5 separate regions of the Homo sapiens genome follow, and all the other regions are linked to region 1. Evidence: chromatin contacts called from ENCODE Hi-C or POLR2A ChIA-PET data. All regions are on one chromosome and are shown on one strand. Each heading gives the region's core, a stretch centred on a gene start or an enhancer-like site at or near the end of the contact. The rest is flanking DNA. Distances are from core to core; before and after follow the strand shown.

Evidence for each region. A loop is a pair of places that touch in the nucleus more often than their neighbours do. ChIA-PET counts read pairs that join two places held with the same protein, here RNA polymerase II (POLR2A). Pooled maps may share reads with other maps.
Region 2: a loop to region 1 is called in a map of B cell, with 7 times the contacts of the local background. The contact joins the promoter of GNAS here to the promoter of ZBP1 in region 1. A Hi-C loop is called at or near these places in 3 of 168 maps with a recorded cell type or tissue (B cell and naive thymus-derived CD4-positive, alpha-beta T cell), 4 of 37 single-sample maps with no recorded cell type and 9 of 50 pooled maps.
Region 3: a loop to region 1 is called in a map with no recorded cell type, with 5 times the contacts of the local background. The contact joins the promoter of NPEPL1 here to the promoter of ZBP1 in region 1. A Hi-C loop is called at or near these places in 1 of 37 single-sample maps with no recorded cell type and 2 of 50 pooled maps. POLR2A ChIA-PET finds 5 or more read pairs at or near these places in 1 of 52 experiments (activated B cell).
Region 4: a pooled map shows a loop between it and region 1 (4-fold over the local background). The contact joins the enhancer-like site here to the promoter of ZBP1 in region 1. A Hi-C loop is called at or near these places in 2 of 50 pooled maps.
Region 5: a loop to region 1 is called in a map of B cell, with 13 times the contacts of the local background. The contact joins the promoter of CTSZ here to the promoter of ZBP1 in region 1. A Hi-C loop is called at or near these places in 1 of 168 maps with a recorded cell type or tissue (B cell), 7 of 37 single-sample maps with no recorded cell type and 5 of 50 pooled maps.

The regions. Positions count from the first base shown.
Region 1 is chr20:57,619,149-57,622,161 of GRCh38, reverse strand. It overlaps ZBP1 (Z-DNA binding protein 1), which reads left to right and starts at 1,736. Exons shown (of 8, transcript NM_030776.3): 1 at 1,736-1,900. The coding sequence starts at 1,867. RefSeq lists enhancers at 1,487-1,776, 1,907-1,956.
Region 2 is chr20:58,890,057-58,892,670 of GRCh38, reverse strand. It overlaps GNAS (GNAS complex locus), which reads right to left and starts at 1,250. Exons shown (of 13, transcript NM_000516.7): 1 at 806-1,250. The coding sequence starts at 944. RefSeq lists silencers at 93-182, 1,053-1,272, 1,283-1,782, 1,843-1,992.
Region 3 is chr20:58,691,145-58,694,167 of GRCh38, reverse strand. NPEPL1 (aminopeptidase like 1) reads right to left here and starts at 1,368. Exons shown (of 12, transcript NM_024663.4): 1 at 1,118-1,368; 2 at 246-431. The coding sequence starts at 1,267. STX16-NPEPL1 (STX16-NPEPL1 readthrough (NMD candidate)) reads right to left here. Exons shown (of 23, transcript NR_037945.1): 9 at 2,941-3,023; 10 at 2,606-2,763; 11 at 2,388-2,444; 12 at 246-431. RefSeq lists silencers at 853-942, 963-1,042, 1,073-1,232, 1,243-1,732 and an enhancer at 1,230-1,935.
Region 4 is chr20:56,438,543-56,441,259 of GRCh38, reverse strand. The region is part of intron 2 of CASS4 (Cas scaffold protein family member 4); the gene reads right to left. Among named protein-coding and RNA genes, the nearest start is that of CASS4, 28 kb to the right of the region's middle. Within about 2 kb of position 1,384, at least 11 of the 41 ENCODE cell types and tissues checked have a DNase peak (open chromatin) inside an H3K27ac peak, as active enhancers do.
Region 5 is chr20:59,005,917-59,008,862 of GRCh38, reverse strand. It overlaps CTSZ (cathepsin Z), which reads left to right and starts at 1,609. Exons shown (of 6, transcript NM_001336.4): 1 at 1,609-1,877; 2 at 2,378-2,541. The coding sequence starts at 1,735. RefSeq lists enhancers at 356-435, 576-685, 706-865, 1,546-2,357 and a silencer at 1,326-1,925.

The sequences.
Region 1 (3,013 bases), core at 487-2,986:
GAGCACAGACGTCTCTAGCCCTCCCAGCCCTCTGCAGATGAGACACAGACCCCAAGTCCAGGGACTTCCAGGGCTGAGCTCTCAACCCCCTTGGCTGCCAAAAGCTGGGGGGCCTTGTACACAGCATTCACCTCTGTGGGCCTCAGTTCCTCCTTCTGTGATCTGGAAGAGAACAGTGGCTCTGAGTTTTTCTGAGGTCACTGGCCCTTTTGAGAATTATGTAAGCAACGGGTCCTCTCCCAGAAGCATTCCTGTGAGGTGACCACGGTGCCCGTGACTACGGATGGCTCTGGGGCTCTAGCCCGACAGCTGGGCTGTATCAGCCCCTTAGGTCCTCACCTCGACCCCATGCGCTAGGTCCTTTGATTAAGTCCTTTTACACATGGGGAAACTGAGGCACAGAGGGGTTAAATAATTTGTCCGAGGTCACACAGCCGGTAAATGGCGGAGCCAGGTTTGGACCCAAGCATGCTGACCCAGGCTTGCATTCCGAACCACTCGGCTGCTGACCCCAGGCATCTGACTCTGGAATTAATAAGCAAGTTTTATGATGAGGCGGGGAACTCCACGCCATCTGTGCACTAAGGGTGATTCACCAGTGACTTCTGGGTGTTATAGATCAGGAAACACAATTGGGGAATGGACAGGACAAGCTCTGTCATGGACTCTGTGTGGCCTTGGACAAGTGATCTTGCCTTTCTAGCCTCAGTTTCCCCCCTGAGAAGAAGACAGAACTGGCCCCTACCCTGTAGATGGGTTGGAGGAGCACTTGAGATTGGAAAACGCATAATAGGTGTTCATTAAAGAGGCTCACATGGATACACACAAGAACAATCTCAGGGCCTTCACGCACCTAAATGTTCTGCCCCTAGTGTGGGCAAGGGAAACAAACTGGAAGAAGACAAGAAAAGCCACTGAGAGCTGGGGACGGTGCCTCTGTAGCACCTGTGAGTCCCCGAGGAGGAAGTACTACAGGAACCAGCGGGGCCGGGCGTGGGGGCTTGCGGCTGGAATCCCAGCACTGTGGGAGGCCAAGGCAGGCAGATCGCTTGAGCCCAGGAGTTTGAGACCAGCCTGGGCAACACGATGAAACCCCATCTCTACAGAAAATACAAAAATTAGCCGGGCATGGTGGTCTAGGCCTGTGGTCCCAGCTACTAGGGAGGCTGAGAGGTGGGAGGATCGCTGGAGTCCGGAAGGTCGAGGCTGCCGTGAGCCGTGATCACGCCACTGCACTCCAGCCTGGATGACAGAAACCCTGTCTCAAAAACAAACAAAAACACAGAAACCAGATAACCAGCCCCAGCCCCTCACATCATCAGAGTGATGCCACGCCCTGGCATCCCCCTCCACGTGGTGCATGCTCTTTTTTTTATTTTTATTTTCTTCAGTTCTCTGATGCTGATTCAGAAAATAAAAATGTAGAGGTCCAGGTGGGCTGTGCCTGGAACGGGGAAGGTGAGGGAAGTCCTCTGTCTCAAAGGCCTCTTCGGAGGACGCTCTGGTCTTGCCAAGTTTACAGCTCCTCCCTGTCAACATCAAGTCAGGTCCCCAACTCTGTCTTGCTCATCCACCTGGCTTCCACTTTTTTTTTCTTTCAAAAGACGAACAGAGAAGTTTCATTTTCTTTTTCTCCTGAAACCGAATCTGGCCGGCCTGGCTAGGCATCTATTTCCGGGCTGTAAGCAGCTGACACCTGCCCAGTGGAAGCTGGCATCCCTCCCCTTGTGGGTTCAGAGCTGCAAGAAGCACCAGGCTCGGCCACTTCAGAAGCCCCAGCCTCGACCTAGCCCACCCTCTCAGGGCCACAGTGCAGAAGCCTGCACACCTGCCAAGTCTCTCCGACTCCTTGCAGCTGCTGTCAGCATGGCCCAGGCTCCTGCTGACCCGGGCAGAGAAGGTACAGTACTTCTTCCTTCCAAGGACCAGCGGTAGCTCCCGGGGTGAGATTTCTACTTCTCTTTCCTCCTGTTTCGCTTGGTCCAGATCATGATGACAATAGCAGTATCCTAAAGAATAGTAGACCAGCTGGGCGTGGTGGCTCACGCCTGTAATCCCAGCACTTTGGGAGGCGAGGTAGGTGGACTGTTTAAGCTCAGGAGTTTGACACTAGCCTGGCCAACATGGCGAAACCCCATCTCTACTAAAATTACAAAAATTAACCGGGCATGGTGGCGCATGCCTGTGATCCCAGCTACTCGGGATGCTGAGGCTGGAGAATCGCTTGAACCCGGGAGGTGGAAGTTGTAGTGAGCTGAGATGTCGCCATTGCACTCCAGACTGGGTGACAGAGTGAGATTCCATCTCAGAAAAAAAAAAAAAAAATAGAAAGGGACAGCATAGCCATCCCCCTTTGACAGCTGACTGTGCCCCAGGCACCTCGAAACATGCTTTCCAAGCATTTCCTGATGGCCTGCAGGGACAAGTGCCATGTCATTCCCATTTTATAGATAACTGAGGCCCTGAGAGGTGAAATGACACTCTCAGGGTAACACAGCTGGCGAACGCTGGTGTTAGCGTCTGAACACCCATGTCACAGTCATATCGAGAACAAAGCGGTTTGCTTTGATGAGATACATGTGTGCCTTTGTTCCCCCTTGTTGCATCCTTTCCTCAACTAACATTTCATTCATTTTATTCCTGGAAGAGTTGCAATGAAAGCCAATAGTGTATCGAGTAATTGCTGTTCTCTAGGGTCTCCACTAAGCGCTGTGGACTGTAGGTGAAGTGTGGTTTTGCGGTTTGGGGGATGTGTTTGTTTTGTTTTTAATCCTCACCACAATCTTTGAAGTAGTTATTACTGTCTCCATTTCACAGAAGAGGAACCTGAAGCCGGAGGGGAGGTCACACAGCTAGTAGTTGGCAGGGCTAGGAGCTCAAACCCAGGAAATCAGCCATCAGAATTTTAAAAAACCAACACAGAGTGTGCCCCGGGAGGGCTAATGTCAGGGTGTGGCCCAGGAGCCGGGCTGACCGCGGAGGTCCTGTGGAGCTTCCTCTTCGGGGACTCACG
Region 2 (2,614 bases), core at 1-2,500, 1.3 Mb before region 1:
CCGGGACACGTCTGCTCCGCGCACACACAGTCAGTCGGTCCTGCCCGAAACGCACCAAGTCGCGCCCAGCGGCAACCGCCCTCCCTCCTCCCCTCGCCGCCCCCCTCCCGACTCCGGCGCCACGACTCCCTTGCGCCCCCTCCCCCCCACTGCACCACCTTTACCGCTCCGATCCTTTCCGAGGGGCTGATGTCACCAGCCCCCCCACTCTCCTCGGCCACTTCTCCCCGCCAAAGCCTCCCTTTGGCGAGGCCCCCTCCGCCACCACGGCGCCCCCCAGCGTCACCCCCTCCTCTCCTCGCCCCTTTCTTCCCCTCTTTCCCTCTCCCAACAAATCTCACACCCCACGGAGGCGGGTCCCCCTCCCTCTACCCGCCACCCGGTTTCCTGTCCCCGAAACCCTCTTTTTGTCGCAGTCTCCGGAGCCCCATGGGCTCCCCCTCCCCCTCCCCAACACGCACCCAAACCCCTGGCGTCGTGTAGGCCTCGCGGAAAAAGAGAGAAAGAGAGAAAGAGGGGGAGAGCGAGAGCGAGAGCAAGAGAGAGACACTGAGCGGGCAGGCCGGGGGAGGGGGACCCGCGCCCGCGTCGCCACGGCCCCCCGCCCCGTTTTTGAGCCCCCGCCCGGCCGAATCCGCGCCCCTGGGTCCCCCTTCCGGCCTCGCCCCCCACAGACAGAGCCCGCGAACGGGCGGGGGGCTCGGGAGCGCGCGCCCGGGGCGGGGGGCGGGCTCGGCGCGCGCGGCCTGCGGGGCGCCCTTCGAGGGCCCCCGGGCCGGGGCCGGCGCCCCCCGCCCGCCCTTACCCAGCAGCAGCAGGCGGTGCGTGGCCCGGTAGACCTGCTTGTCCTTCTGCAGCTGCTTCTCGATCTTTTTGTTGGCCTCACGCTGCGCCTTCTCCTCGTTGCGCTGGTCCTCGGTCTTACTGTTCCCGAGGCAGCCCATGGCGGCGGCGGCGGCGGCGGGGCGCGGCCGGGCTGCGGCGGCGGCGGGCGCGGGCGGCCTCACGCGGGCCGGGAGGGCCGGGGCAGCGCCGGGCGGGCGGGCCGGGCGCGGGCTCGGCTCCTCGGCAAGGAGCGCGCGGGGCGGACTGCGGGCCGCGGGCCGCGGGGCGCGCGGACGGGCGGGAAGGGGAGGGTGTCGGTCGGACCGAGGGGCGCGCGCAGCTCCCCGCCCCTCGAGCCGAGGCCGAGGGGGCTGATGGCCGCCGCCGGGCCGAGGCGGACCAGAGCAGGAGCTGCGGGAGCTGCTGCCGCCGCTGCCGCCGCCGCCGCTCTTATTGCCTCGGCCGGGCCCCCGCCGCCGCCCCGAGCCAAAAGCGCCGCGGCGGGCGGGGGGAGGCGGGGGGAGGAGGAGGCGGCGGCGGCGAGGGGGGTGGAAGGAGGAGGAGGAGGAGGAGGGCCGAGGAGCGGCCGCGGCGGCGGCGGCGGCTGGGAGGGCGGGAGCCGGCGGAGGGAGGCGGCCCCCCGGGAGCCCGGGGAGGGGGTCCCTCCGCCCGCGCCCGGCCGGGGACGGGACGGGCCGGGGAGACGCCCCCCACCCCCCGGGCTCGGGCAGCAGCCCGGCTGAGCCGAGGGGGGAGAGGGGGCGTCTCCGCGCCAGTGACGACCCCTCGCACGACGCCAACGCTCCACCCCCCGGACCGCGTCGCCCGGCGCCCCCGAGGCCTCCTCCCCCTCCCGCGGGCGCCGCCGAGGGGCTGGGGTGGGCGGAAGGGGAGGGAGCGCGCGCCCGGACTTAGGAAAATTTTCGAAAGAGCGAGAGACACAGAGAGCCAGAGAGCAGGAGTGTGGAAAAAGCGAGGCGAGCACGAACCAAAGGACAGAGCAACCGAAAAGGAAAATGTGTCCACACACACACACGAACACGAATAAAAACCCACACTACACAGCGATGGTGGTGTCTGGTGGCGGTGGCGGGGTGGGGGGTCTGACTAGATGAGCCGCTCCTCGCGCCCCCGGCGCCGGGCGCCATGGCCCGAGCCGAAGGCGCCTCTGGCCCCGGAGCGCCCGCGGCCTCTGCGCTTGGCGCGGCCGCCCAAGTAGGAGAAGAAGGCGCAGCCCAGGAACACTCGGAAGCAGCAGGTCGCCCCGAACACGAAGCCGCAGCCGCGGCCCTGCTCCGTGCGCTTCTGCAGCAGGAAGTTGAGCACCCACGAGGGGCTGCGCACCGAGAAGACCAGGAACACCACGAGGGGCAGGTGGGCGCTCAGCGCGCCAGCCTTGAGCGGCCCGGGCCGCCACACGATGCCCCCAACGCGCGGCGCCGCGTAGTAGGCGTCGTCCTCGTCGCTCGAGTCCGTGTCCCAGTCAGCCCAGGCCCTACTCGTGCCCCCGGCGGCGGCGCCCTCCTCGGCGCCCCCGACGGCGCCCTCCTCGGCGCCCTCGTCGTCGTCGGCGGCGGCCGCGGCGGCGGCGGCCTCGGGGCATCGGGCCTCCTCCTGGGCTTCTGGCACCTTCTTCTTCTTCTTCTTCAGCATCTTCTCCATCTTCTTCCTCTCCTTCTCCTTCTTCTTCTCCTCCTTTCGCCTCTGCTCCAGCAGCTTCTTCTCGAGCTTCTTGCGCTCCTTGTCTGTTAGGAACTTTTCGGGGAGCGCCTCCCGCGCCGGGTTCTTG
Region 3 (3,023 bases), core at 119-2,618, 1.1 Mb before region 1:
GAGGGACAGACACAAAGTGGGCCTCAGGAAATCTAGGTTTGAGTCTCTGATTTGCCACCAAAACTGATCTGGGGCAAATCCCCGCGTCTCTCTGGACCTGTTTCCCTGTCTACAGAGCAGGGATGATAACGTCCACAGCCCTCTGGGCGTGCGCTGCAGTCTGAGCAGGGCTGTGAGCTCCCCAGGCCCGAGCTCACCGCTGCCCGACTAGGAGCACCGTGGCTGCCTCCTCTCGAAGCACTCACCACAATGCAGCGATGCGCTCCGGGCGGCAGGCAGGTCCGCACCAGCCGCGTGATGAAGTGGGCGGCCGAGGGGCTGTTGTGCCGGCTCACCCTGCAGGGCAGGGCAGCCACGGTGGCGTAGTTCAGGTAGAGGGGACAGCTGTCCGTGGGGTTGGGGTTGAGCGTGCTCAGGGCAGCCTGCCAGAGCTAGATCAGAAGGGAGAGACAAGACACAGAGGCTTCAAACAGCGGCCACGTGCCAGGAGGCCCTGCCCTGCAGCCACGGCCACAACCACTCCTGCAGTCCTGGAAGGGCACTGCGCAGCTCCCGGCCACCGTTTTCCCATCCTTAGGGAGATGTGTCGCCTCTCTGCAGAGCTAACTGTCTCTAGGCTGGCTCGCATCCCCCTGGTGGGATGAAGCCACCAAGCCTGGAAGGGCCAGGCTGGGGGCTGCTTTGCTTCCAACACTCGGATAGGGCTTAGGCGGCTTCCACCAGAGAGGGGGCAGGGGCCAGGTGTCCCCAAGGAAAGGCAGCTGGGGACACTGCCATGGGAACTTCTGGAAGCCAGGGCCTGTCGCCAGGCGGGGCCGACGCGCGGCCCTGGGAGCGGCCACGTCTCCCCCCCCGCCGTCCGCAGGTGTCGCGGCCTCGCGGGGCGCAGGGCTGGGCTGACAGGAGGACCACCGCGCCGCACCGGCGACGGGGCCTGGGGCTGGGCCTCCGCGGGCGAGGACTGGCCTGGCGGCTGAGCCCTTCAGGGAGGCGGCCCGGCCTCGTTGGGCCCGGCCCGGCGGCGGCGGGGGTGCGGCGGGCGAGGCGGGGCCTCCGCGGGCCGCCCGGGCCTGGGCTTCCGCGGCGCGGGTCGCATGGCGGCCGGCGGCCCGCTCACCTCCTCGGTGACCCGGGGCTGCAGCTTCCCGCGGACGTGGCTCCAGGGCACGCGGTGCAGGTGGTGCAGCTGCCCGAGCAGCAGCAGGGGCCGGCTCTGTGGGTCCGAGTCCCCCGCGCTCGCCTGGAACTGCAGCCCCACGTTCGCCATCTTCCTGCCGGCCCACGCCCCGGCCCTGCCCGGCCCGGCCCGGCCCGCCGCTCGGCCCCCTTCGCCCCGCTCCGGCCCGGCCTCGGCACCGCCCCGGCCCTGCCCGGCAGCCCGCGGGCCCCGCCTCCCCCGCCGCTCCGGGCTGCTCGCGAGACGTGCAGGGCCCGCCCGGGGCGCGAGGGGGCGCCGGCCAGGCCGGGCGGAAGGGTGCGGGCAGGCCCGGCCGGGCAGGCCCGAAGCCGGCCCCGAGCAGGCCCTGCCGAGTAGGGCCCGCGCGCCCGGCCTCCAGCGGCGCCGCCCCTGGGCCTAGCGGCCCTGCCCAACACGCGGGGCGACGTGGCCCGCCAGGCAGCGCCTCCCGGACGGGCCTGGCCTCCAGTGGGGCCTGGGCCGACGTAGGCCCAAGCCCACCCGACGCAGTTCCGCCCGGTCAGGCCTCAGGCTGGCCCCAAGCAGGTCCCCCGAGGTCCCTTAGCAGCTGCTTTTGATCCCCAGGGACCCCGCACCCTGGCCACCCATCAGTTAGGCCGGAGGGGCCCAGTGACTCTTGGACCTGAGTCAGGTCCTTTTGTCCCACTGCCTGGCATGGTGGGTACAGCGTGGACGGTCACTTCCTCCTCACTTAATCGGAGGTTCCCTGGCGTTTATCAGACCCCGCTCTGCCAGGCACTGCCCTGGATGTGAGAGGGTGACAGGGACGTGGCTTTCCATCCAGGGCACTGCTGCTGGGATGGCCAGTTACAAATCCAGGCACTGCCTGGCTGCATGGGGGGCCTTCCCGCCCACCCCTTTGCAAGAAGGGTCATCTGGCACAGTCTAAGCAGGAAAGGAGGGACGAGATGAGACGAGGAAGGAGCAGGGTGACCTGAGTCACCTCAGTCGCCTTACAGGGGAGGAAAGGCCATCGGGGGTGTGGGGCAGGAGCCGGGTGGTGGAGGAGCCAGGGGTGAGCCTTGAGTGGATGGTGGAGGCGGAGGGTCCCACCCACAGGGTCAGATGCAAGGGTCAGGGAATGACGATGCATTGGGGAAGCTCCACCCAGGAGTCATTTAAAAGCAAAAATCTGTTACCCAACATCCTGATTGCTCAAGGGCCTTTGGTTGGTACCCTCCTCTGTTACCTCCATGTAGTTCCATAAGCCACTCCTGTTATTTTGAGTTTCTTCTTCATAACCAGCCTAAAAATGAAAAAAAAAAAAAAAAAAAAAGAAAAGAAAAAAAGAAAAAAAAGCACTGTCAACTCCCTGGCGTGGTGTGAGAGGTTTTCCACCACTGACCTCCCAGCTGGCCCCCTAGCTCCCTAACTTGTAGCCCCGGGAGCCACAAGCCAGGCTTTCACCTTCCCTGTCCACAGGCTCCAGGTCTGTCTGCTCAGCTCTGAGCCATGGTCCCTGGCCCCTTGGAAACACCACAGACTAGAGCTTCAGCATCCTGAAGGCAGGTCTTTTTGACTTTTTGTTGTTTTTTTTTCCTCCAGTTCCTGGCACAGAGCAGGCACTCAAAAAAAAAAAAAAAAAAAAAAAAAAAAAAAAAAAAAGCTGTTGAATGACTGAAAGGCATTCCTTTGAAACCCTCAGCTTTCCCGACATAAAAGTCAACGCTAATTGGATCTTATTTTCTTCAAAAGATTTTACAGCAGCTGAATGTTTTCACACATTGGTAAAGGGTACTAACAGTGTGTATGAAGATCTCTCACTCTTTTTTCTGTTTGCAAATACGTTGCAGACAGGCACACGGCACTCCAGAGGACTGAGACA
Region 4 (2,717 bases), core at 135-2,634, 1.2 Mb after region 1:
CACTTTGGGAGGCTGAGGTGGGCAGATCACCTGAGGTCAGGAGTTCGAGACCAGCCTGGCCAACATGGCGAAACCCTGTCACTACTAAAAAATACAAAAAAAATTTAGCCAGGCGTGGTGGTGGGAGCCTGTGTTCCCAGCTACTTGGGAGGCTGAGGCAGGAGAATCTCTTGAACCCAGGAGGCAGAGGTTGCAGTGAGCCGAGATCACGCCACTGCACTCCAGCCTGGGTGACAGAGCGAGATTCTGCCTCCAAAAAAAAAAAAAAAAATTTTTTTTTTTAAGTAAATAAATAGGAAGGGAGGGAAGGAAGGGAGCAAACTTGTAGGTAGGGCAGACATGGAGGGAACTTAAGGAAGGAAAACAAGGCAGGAAATTCCCCTGGGGGGTTTTACTGTGGCCACCTCAAGAACTCTGCTCAGTGGTTAAAGGGACCCCCCCTGAATTTCCTTGCGGTTTCTGTTGTTTGCCACAGCCTGCACAAGCAAGGCCTCAAATGGTTGATGCACTTAACATCAAGGACAAATCTCATTGCTAATGCCCTGATCATTTTTCAAAGTTAAGTTTCAATAGTAAACTCATCTTTCCTTTCACACGGATGTCAGTCTAGCAGTTGATAGTGGACTCCATGTTTTTGAAACCTTGTGTTGTGTTTGGTCAATTTCATTCATGCAACAGGTATTTACTAAGTACCTTGTAGGAGCCTGTCATTGTATTGAGTGGCATGAGCAGGGAGGAGGTGCCAGCCTTGCCAGCCTTTTCTGTGGATCAGAAAACTTAACTGATTGTGAAGTGGTCTTCGAGGGTCCTCTGGTCAACCAACAGAGGACAGCGCATCTGTTTTCCTTTCAGGGAGAGGAAGGAATTGCTATTGATTTTTTGTTTTTTCTTTTCATGGCTTTGGAAGAAATTCAAGTTAACTTCAGTTAATGTCACTTGTTGTTCTTAGAAGAAACCTCAGCAAAGCTCTGCTCCGAGTCAGCTGCTCAGACAGCAGCTGAGCATGCCAGGCCTAGATCGGGGCCAGTTGTTCCAGAAAAGAGAGTTAGTGTCCACCTCATTGACTGCTTCAGAAGGCGCCACCAGCTTCCTCCTGGTGTTTGTAGCGAGTGCCTGTGCTGGCAGCTGTTCTATGTAACAACTGTCTGGTTCTATGTCTTGTAGCCCAGGGAGTTAGAAAATGTAAAGTATTCAAAATCTTCTAAGGAATCAACACTTTCCTGTTTGAAGACAACCTTGGAAGCTGGTGTGGAGAAGGCCTGAATGGTGAGTAGCACATTCCTGGGGCCCCCACAGCACATGCCTCAGGGAGCTTGGCCTTTCCCTGCACACAGACCTTGCCAAGACCCTCTGCCAGAGCTGTGGCCGGGTGGGATGTGTCATGGGAGCTGAAAGCAAAGCATCTGATGGCAGGAAATGCCTGCAGTGACTGAGGCCTGTGCACATCTGCTCTACATCTCAACACCTCATGAAGGCCAGGGCTTTGAGGGAAATAGCGCATTCTTTTTCTCCTTCCTTACTTTAATTCTTTTCCTTATTAAAAAAAGTTTTCATTCTGCATTTGTTTTATTATTTTTTAAGACAGGGTCCCGGTCAGTCACCCAGGCTGGAGTGCAGGGGCGCCGTAGTAATAATAGCTCTCTGCAGCTTCAATCTCCTGGGCTCAAAGGGTCCTCCTTCCACAGCCTCCTGAGTAGCTGGGACTATAGGTGCCTGCCACCACGCCTGCCTAATTATTTTTTATTATTATTAGTAAAGATGAGGTCTCACTATGTTGCCCAGGCTAGTCTCAAACTCCTGGGCTCAAGCAATCCTCCTGCCTTGGCCTCCCAAACTGCTGGGATTACAGGAATGAGCCACCAAGCCTAGCCCATTCTACATTTAATGAATGCTCTTTTTCCTCTGTTTTTAAAAATTGATACTTTAGGCCAGGCATGGTGGCTCACACCTGTAATCCCAGCACTTTGGGAGGCTGAAGCAGGAGGATTGCTGGAGGCCATGAGTTTGAGGCTGCAGTGAACAGTGATTGCACCACTGCATTCCAGCCTGGGAGACAGAGCGAGACCCAGTCTCAAAAAAACAAAATAATTGATATTTTAAAAAGTTACAGATGTCATACATGTTCAATATGACATAAAAATCAACTTCCTAATTTGTTTGTTTGTCAGATATGTATTGAGCACCTACCCCAGGCCAGGCCTGGTCCCACGTGCTGAGGACACAGGAATGAATAAAATAAAGGCCCCAGCTTACTGCTCCCTTTCTCTTTAACCAGTTCCCCTTCCTTGGGGTAACTATGCCTGGAGCATGTTCTTCTCAGTCTCAGTGTGAGAGCACACATGCACATACACACTCACATACAGAATTCCTTTTTAGAGTTTTTTGTTTGTTTGTTTATTTTTGAGATGGAGTTTCACTCTTGGCGTCCAGGCTGGGGAGCAATGGTGCGATCTCAGCTCACTGCAACCTTCCCCTCCCAGGTTCAAGTGATTCTCCTGCCTCAGTCTCCCGAGTAGCTGGAATTACAGGTGCCTGCCACCATGCCCAGCTAATTTTTTGTATTTTAATAGAGACGGAGTTTCACTATGTTGGCCAGGCTGGTCTCGAACTCCTGACCTTGTGATCTGCCCGCCTCCGCCTCCCAAAGTGCTGGGATTACAGGAATGAGCCATTGCGCCCTGCCTCTTTTTTGAGTTTATATCTGTTTGGTTTTTGTT
Region 5 (2,946 bases), core at 360-2,859, 1.4 Mb before region 1:
GCCCAGGACATCACAGCTCAGGCATCAGAGGCCAAGCACAAGGGGCCCTCCCCTCTCCAGGCTTGTTTCTCATGCTGTAGAATGTGCTGTTGGACTTCACAGTACCTGGATCATAACTATGGGTACCTGGAGGGAGGGGCACGATATCTCTTACCACACAATTTTGTGAGTTCTTAGCTTTTTCTTTAGAAGAAGCCAAAAACCGGCCGCTTTGGTAGATGCCACCTGATGACCTGGCAAGGGCAGCTGTGTCTGGGTTTCTTCCTCACAAGGACCCAGCTCCTATAGTCAGGGAGGCCAGAGGGTTGACATGGGAGGAAGAAAGGCCCCCTCTTGGCAATTCTCTTTCCACTCCTTTTATGCCCAGAGGTTGGGAGGCCTCGCTCCCACCCCCACCGCCAGCTCAAGCTTGGGGACTTCTCCCAGGATGGCCACCCCACCCCGCCTTCTGATGACTGATGGACACTAATGGTTTCCATGAGCGACTTGCCAAACAAATAAGAGACACATCAGTAGGTAGAGCCCCGGGGCCACACTTTGCCTCAGTGACCACTTTTTGGGGAACAAGGACTGAAACTTCTGGGCTGACGAAGCAGCTCTCCAGCCTTGCTCTCCACTCGGACAGTCATGCGGGGATTCCATGGCCACCTCAGCGCTTCCGGGAATGGTCATGGAAGCTTCTGGAAGTCAGGAGGCAGCCACTGTGACTTCCCCTTGCCCACGTGGCACGCTTGGAATGTGGTGAGTGCCACTGAGTATGGAGAGAGTCAGGCAAGCTCATCTGTGGGCCCTGTGCCAAGGGCCCCCAGCAGGGGCCTGTCAGGTCGCAGCCCAGAATGCCGGGCCCTGTTCTTACCAGAGAAGAAGGCCATGGTGTGGGCCCAAGGGCCATGACAAACAGAGGGGCCGCAGGGAGCGAGAAGCCCTCCCCCAGTTACAAAACCACGTCCTGGGGGGCCACTTCTGCTTTTGGTTCCTCATTTGACTAAGAAGAGTTTCGTTAGCAGAAAACCTTTTCAAGGCGTCTTTGGAAGTCACATTGGATAACTCCTGATGCCTGCGCCAAGTGGAATCTTCCTTTGGGGCATTTTCTAGAAGGATCCCTCCTTCCTTCTCTGCAAAAGGGAACCGTCCCCCCGAAAGGGCCTGGGCCTTTGGGAAAAGGGGTTTAGAAAGCCAGGCGCGGGGACCCTTCTTTGGGGGCGGTGGCCGCATCCCAGGATCCCTTCCTAGGGGAGGCCTGGGCCCAGATGTGAGGCTGGGGGCCTCTCCCCAGGGCTCAGGGCCCCAGGAATGCAGGGCCAAGGGGGCCCATGAGCCTGCGGCCCCCCACCCCGAAGCCAGGAACCCCGGCAAATGAGTCCAGCCGGACAGTCCCGCGCTCAGGGCGGCGGCCGGCGGCGGGGTCAGGCTGGGGTCTGCCCGGCGACCTCGCGCCTGGCCCGCGAGTTCAGGTGCCCCGGAGCCAGGGAGGGAGCGGGGCGCGGAGCCGGGCGGGGAGGGCAGGGGTCACCGGGCGGGGCAGGAGCAGCGATGGGACAGCCCCGCCCCGGGGGAGTGTCCCGGCCTGGCCGCCGCAGCCTTAAGGGCCGGGCGGGGCAGGGGCCCAAAGTGCGGGGTCGGCCGGGTGCTGGGCCGAGGCCGAGGCCGGGGCGGGATCCAGAGCGGGAGCCGGCGCGGGATCTGGGACTCGGAGCGGGATCCGGAGCGGGACCCAGGAGCCGGCGCGGGGCCATGGCGAGGCGCGGGCCAGGGTGGCGGCCGCTTCTGCTGCTCGTGCTGCTGGCGGGCGCGGCGCAGGGCGGCCTCTACTTCCGCCGGGGACAGACCTGCTACCGGCCTCTGCGGGGGGACGGGCTGGCTCCGCTGGGGCGCAGGTGGGCACCGGCGGGGAGGCAGCCCTGGGGGGACGGGAGGCCCATCGCCCGGGCCAGGCGCGCGCTCTGCCTCCTGGGGGCCCTGCGTCGCCAACAGGCCTTGGAAGGTCAGATCCAGCCGCTTCGTTTTGGGGGTCGCTCCTTCTCTTCCACATCCAGGGTGAGCCCTGATGTTTGTGGGGTTGGACAAGCCCCACCTGGCCAGAAAGCCAGGCCAGCCCCACCTCCTCGGCCTCTGGGGGTGGCCCTTACGGCGCGGCATGGCTGGGGGAGCAACCCGGTTCCCTCCTTTCGGGGGTGCCCTGCCTCCTTCACATTCTGAGAGCGCTGGAGCCTCCTAGTGTGAGGTGGGCCCACACCTGGCTCACCTCTGGTGATTGTGGCCCCACTCCCATGCCCTCAGGTGTTGGGAAAGGCGGGAGGGCCCTACCGAGGGCTTCCTGGGCCCACGGCCCCCGGGAGCCCCAGCACCGATCTGGGTGGGGATGATCTCTTCTCAGCACATACCCCCGGCCTCATGAGTACCTGTCCCCAGCGGATCTGCCCAAGAGCTGGGACTGGCGCAATGTGGATGGTGTCAACTATGCCAGCATCACCCGGAACCAGCACATCCCCCAATACTGCGGCTCCTGCTGGGCCCACGCCAGCACCAGCGCTATGGCGGGTGAGTGGCCGCCCTTTGACTGTGGGCCAGGAAAGCCCATCCCGGCTGCCTGTTTATAGGCCCAGGCAGCTCAGCCCGCGGTTCCAGGGGCCTGTGATTCAAGGCCAGGTCAGCCTGGGCTGGGGTGCTAAGGCCGAGGAGCGCGGGCCTTTGCCCTCTGCTGAGGTGACCCAAGCTGGGTCATTCTGGGGCTTTTGGGTGACAGGCAGGACTAGGACTGAATCCCAGTGACAAGTGGCTGCCAGGTGCCCTCTCTCCCCCAAAGCTTGTGACCTCAGCCATTGGGATAGAAACAGAAATGCAAAATCACTGAGTCCCCAGGCTGTATTTGAGGATACAGAAGTAAACTGCTTCTCAGCACAGATGAAAGCCTGTCCTGGGCTTGGAATATTGGGTGAGGCTAGT